Linked DNA regions of Mus musculus: region 2 is linked to region 1. A link is a contact called in ENCODE Hi-C data. All regions are on one chromosome and are shown on one strand. Each heading gives the region's core, a stretch centred on a gene start or an enhancer-like site at or near the end of the contact. The rest is flanking DNA. Distances are from core to core; before and after follow the strand shown.

What was found. A loop is a pair of places that touch in the nucleus more often than their neighbours do.
Region 2: a loop to region 1 is called in a map of T-helper 17 cell, with 49 times the contacts of the local background. The contact joins the promoter of Pros1 here to the enhancer-like site in region 1. A Hi-C loop is called at or near these places in 3 of 37 maps with a recorded cell type or tissue (T-helper 1 cell, T-helper 17 cell and regulatory T cell).

Annotation. Positions count from the first base shown.
Region 1 is chr16:17,397,271-17,399,970 of GRCm38, forward strand. The region is part of intron 1 of Pi4ka (phosphatidylinositol 4-kinase alpha); the gene reads right to left. Among named protein-coding and RNA genes, the nearest start is that of Pi4ka, 7.2 kb to the right of the region's middle. Within about 2 kb of position 1,340, at least 1 of the 3 ENCODE cell types and tissues checked has a DNase peak (open chromatin) inside an H3K27ac peak, as active enhancers do.
Region 2 is chr16:62,852,907-62,855,606 of GRCm38, forward strand. It overlaps Pros1 (protein S (alpha)), which reads left to right and starts at 1,401. Exons shown (of 15, transcript NM_011173.3): 1 at 1,401-1,598. The coding sequence starts at 1,523.

The sequences.
Region 1 (2,700 bases), core at 90-2,589:
CTGAACTCCTTTGATGGTGAACTTTGATGGAAGTGTAAGACAAATAAGCTCCTCCCCAACTTGCTTTTTGGTCACAATGTTTCATCACAGCAATAAAACCCCCCACTAGGAACCCCCCAATTTCTTGAGTCCCATTCAAGTATCTGATAGGAGGGTTGGCACAGACGTGTACATATGATTCCCAGCACACCCATTCCCACAGACAATACTGCTAATCAGGGAGCTGCACCACAGGAAATACTCAGTTTTACTTCAGCTCCTTCCCTCACCTAAGTGACCTGATGGGCAAGTAAGGTTGTTCACTGTGTAAAGAACAGTTGCTGCCAAGCCTGACAACCTGAGTTCAATCCCTGGGACCCACAGAGACAGAATCAACTCCAGGCAAGCTGACTTCTGCAGTAAACGTGAAATGTAATAACTTAATAAATGTTAAACCTACCGCACCCTTCTTCATTGCTTTCTTCTTCTGTAAAAGGCAGACAAATGGATAAGTACGCCTACAGACAGATTCTTACTCATATCTTAAAACTATATAAAATCAAATATCTTCTGATCCTTGAGCTTTTACTTGTAGCTATGAAGAGATATGAGACCTGGATCTTTTGTCCTAAGAAAACGGATAAATATAGGAAACCACTGTTTCATACATTAGGCAAGTCGCACAAGACTGCAATATCTAACAGGAGAAAACAATACAAGCCCTATCACTGCCCTAGATCTCTGCCGGTACACCCTTGACTACAAACTAGGAAATGCATCTCAAGCAGATACTGGGAGTCTCACTGAATGCAAAGACAGAAACAGTCAGGAAGGCTATCACTGCTAGGAATCCTGAAAACTGATCACAATAGAAATAAAGCCCCAGAAATCTGCTGTAGTCTTTGTGAGTGCAAAATAGATGAAGTTAGGCAAAGAATAAGGAACTGTGAACTGAACAGTTCTCAGCGTTCACAAGAACTGAGCCTGTTACCCAGGGTATGAAGTTCTCCGAACGCTAGGTAGAGACTGCAGTAGTAGAGTAAAAGCTATTTTAGAGCTTCACTAACAAAGTTTGAAAATCAGCTTCAAACCTGGGTGTGGGAGCACAGGACCGCACTTAGCCCTTAAGAGGCCCTTGCCTCGCTGTGTGAGCACCACAAAAATAAAGATATAAATAAATTCCTCCAGTTACGGACCAGGGAAAGTTCTATCTGTCCCTAATATATCAGTGTCACTAAGTAGCAGATCAATAGCTAAGATCCTAAAGACTGGCATTCTAACTGAAGAAACAGAAGTCATTTTAGGTCCTAGGAAAAGGACTCTGGCAAGGAAAGCTGCCAACTTCACAGCTTGTCCAGGACTGTCAGTGACACAGAATGAGAAGGCCCCACTGGTATGACATGGACCAGTAGGCCACTGTACTTCCTGGAAGCAGTGGCAGCATGGCCAGGCTGAGCCAGGAAGTGATTTGGTAGGGACAACTCAGCCACGTTCTAAAGAGAGGTGAGATCAGGAAACTAGAGCAAGTTCCTGGGCTGACTGACATAAAAGTACAGGAGCCGGGAACTAACCTCCATGAGGATTCCAGCACTGAAAAGTCTGTCTTTCTTTCTTTTTTTAAAGATTTGTTTTATGTCTATGATTACACTGTAGTTGTCATCAGACACACTAGAAGAGGGCATCAGATCCCATTACATACAGATGGTTGTGAGCCACCATGTGGTTTTAAGGATTTGAACTCAGGACCTTTGGAAGAGCAGTCGGTGCTCTTAACCACTGAGCCATCTCTCCAGCCAGAAAAGCCTGTTTCCTATCTACCCCTCCTCTCATCTTTCTCCTAGAGAGCAAGAGGCCTGAGGAGAACTTAGTCCCACAGAACTTCACAGAAAGTATTCTTAATGATGGTTTCCAATTCCAGGGGCTAAAGATTTTTGAGACCCAAGTCTTAAAACGAAGAAGTCAAAGCTTACACAGGAATCAAAATATTCTTAAAACATTTTAGAGTTCTGAGCTGAGGCTGTAGCTCAGTTGGTAGAGTACTTGCTTGCCTAGGAAAAATGAAGCCCTGGGTTCCATCAGTGTATAAGTGTATAAGCCAGGCCTGTCTGTATACATGCCTGTTATCCTACCACTTGGGACATATCCTAGCACATATATCTAAGAGTCTTACGGTTAGTTCCCAAATATGGTAGTAGTCTGAGTAACAGGCTCAGGATACCTCAGTAGATAGGGACTAACAGTAAGTTTGACTTGCTGCTAGTTAGACAAATCACCAAATTAGAACTGTTTCTTATTTTCTTGGGCTTCCACATACCAGTAGACAGTAGTAGATCAATAAATGCTTTCTGAATGAATGATTTAAGTAATTAGAGAAAAAATATAATGAGCAGTCTCAGGGTGGTCTCATAGCTTGGGATTAGGGTAGAGGAAATTAACATAGCTGTGGCATACAGAGGGACAAATGTGGGGAAAGTGTGTTATTAAGGTGTCTCAGGTGCTAGTCATGTCAGAGTTGCCTGCATTAACAAGAGCTAAGCTCAGGTGACAGGTCTGGTCTCAAGCACTGAGCCTTTGTAGGTTAATATGACCTGTACTAAGTCCTCTAACACCTCTCTGAAAGAAAAGAGAGAGAAATAGAAAAACAGGGGCTGGAGAGATAGCTGCTTGGTAAAGAGTACTGGTTGCTCTTGCAGAGAACTTCTAGGTGCTGGCCAGCTCACA
Region 2 (2,700 bases), core at 151-2,650, about 45 Mb after region 1:
TTGAATATTATTTTCTCCTCTTTTTTTAAAATTATTTATTTTTATTTACATGAGTACACTGTAGCTGTCTTCAGACACATACCAGAAGAGGGCATCAGATCTCATTACAGACAGTTGTGAGCCAACCTGTGGTTGCTGGGAATTGAATTCAAGACCCCTGGAGGAGCAAGCAGGCAGCACAAGCAGCCAGTGCTCTTAACAGCTGAGTGAACTCTCCAGCCCCATTTTGTCCTCTTAGTCTATCATACATTAATTTAGCATGGCATAGAGCATAGACGGGTATAGTACAAAAGTTTTCCTTCCTCCTCCTCAATGAATGGAAATTTCCCAAAACATTTTATCAGAAAAAATATTGACTCCCATCTTAGTCATCTTGCATCCCCACTGGATCACTAAATAACAAAGGAAAGAGAGAGAGAGAAAGAGAGAGAGAGAGAGAGGAAAAATGACCCTTAAAATATGATTCTGCCTAGTAAGTTTCGTTCACACACATTCAAAAAAATCAATCTATGTTTTAATTGGACAAAAAAGGATTAATATACTCTATGTGCGTTGAGTTCTACTAGTTGGCATGGACTTAATGTTTCATATCGATAGCATCTATAGAGTCTCATGTCAACACGATGAAAACCTCTTATCTCTGTTACAGATGATATGACTAGGACTTAAAAGTGTAAGCTCTTTTCTTAAAGTTATAAAACAGTGTTAAGAGCAAGTTCTATGTTTTCAACCCAGGCAGTTTAGTTTCAAGTAGCAGGGAAAGCCTGATTTACACGTGTATGCCTGACAAAAACCAAAAGGGTAATGCTAACACCAAAACAAGCTGTTCTGAGGAAATACTCTGTGGGTGATCAAACCTTTCGATTTTCTTTCCTCCCACTACTTTGGTTTTGAGTACCCTTCTTCCTAAAGTCCAAGTTGGCTTCAGTTTAAGTTGACATCCTGACTGGCTGGCAGTCTCTGGAGTTGGAAAGAAATGGGGTGGGGTGGGGAGAAGGGAAGCTGGGTGGAGGAGGAATGGGGAAGGGATGCTAGAGAAGGTAGGAGCAGGGGAGGAGAGAGAGAGAGAGACAGAGACAGAGAGAGAGAGAGAGAGAGAGAGAGACAGAGACAGAGACAGAGAGACAGAGAGACAGAGAGACAGAGAGAGAGAGATACTTCACCCTTTGAAAACAACTTTCTAAAGAAACGAAGTAAAAGCAGGGCTGGGGACAGTGACAAAGGACCTCTCTGATAAGCTTCCCTCGGCCTCCGACCTCCTTCCCGCGGCCCTCCCCACCCCACCCCCGCCCCCCAGCTGCGAAGAGCTTCCAGGAAATGTCCCAGTCACCGCTTCCCCTCCCGGGCTGGGGGCTGGGAGCGGGCGGTCCCCTCCGCCCCTGGCTGCTCCGCCCGCCCGCGCTCGGGCTGGGCCGCGGCAGAGCTGGGAGAGCAGAGCCCGGGCTCGCAGCTTCCCTCGGCCGCCCTAGCGCAGGCACGGTCCCCGCTGCGCCAGCCCTGACCCCCGGCCATCCTCTCAGCAATGAGGGTCCTGAGCGCACGCTTTCGGGTGCTACTGGCCTGCCTCGCCCTGGTGATCCCTGTCTCAGAGACAAACTGTAAGTAATCCATATCTTCAGGCTTCTCTGGTCCCTACATGCCCTGGCTGGTAGGATTGTCTCCTGGACAGCTTGTTGCTTCCTAAATTTCCAGTAAGTCCCCCAGCGTCTCAGAGAGTGGCGGCAGCCTGGATCTGGCGGACTGAGTAAACGTGGGACGAGATCAAAGCTTGCCTTGCTTTGGGAGTCATTGTCCACAGGATTGATGCAAGAAGCTGGGTGATACCAAGTGTCATAGGAATTGGATGAGCATAGTTCTAAACATTGGTAGGAAAACTAAGTCAACCCTCGGTGCCCTCCGATCCCAGCCTGCACCCTCTCTTACAGTTAACCTTCCTTTTGCAATTTCTGGACTTTGTACTTGATTGGCTCGTCTCACATTGACAAACTGTTTGAGGATCACTGCGAGTTTACTTATCATTCCCTAACCTTGGCGTAAGAAGTTGCTGTTGGATATTATCTTGGAGCGAGGATCGTTTTGTACTGAGGATTTTGATTGCTACTGATCTGCGGTGGTGGCACGGATTCTTTGCACCTTATTGTCGTGTTTCTTGATTTTTTTCCCCCTTCTTCCATTCCCAGATTCCAGGGAGCATATTGAGTTTTCTCTTAGGGATATATAAAGAGCAACACAGGTTTGGTACGTTGTAACTGTCAACAAAATTGTTTTCAAAACTTTAAATGTGTTCATAATTAACAGTGCTTTCTTCTGCTCTGTTGGATTCCCAGAAACAGGCATGGGAGAAATAACTGCATAACATTTAGGCGACTAAGAGTATCAAAGAAATCTTTCAAGGATGGTTAATTAAATAGGCGTTTGCTAGAATTTCAATTTTTTATTAAGTAATAAGAAGATGCAGGTATTCTTAAAATTATAACTAACTTAAAGACCAGACTATAACTGATTTGTTTTATATTGAAGATAAACAAGTTACAATTACAAAACTTCAACGGCCAAGCCCCCATAACAAAGCCGCATGTGACTGTATGCTTGCACATGATCTATCTTGTACATTAGGACAATCAAATGTTTTCCGACAGCAGCAGGGCGGTGGCCGGCACGTGCCTCTGATCCAGCCACTTGCTCTCCAGGCAGAGGTCA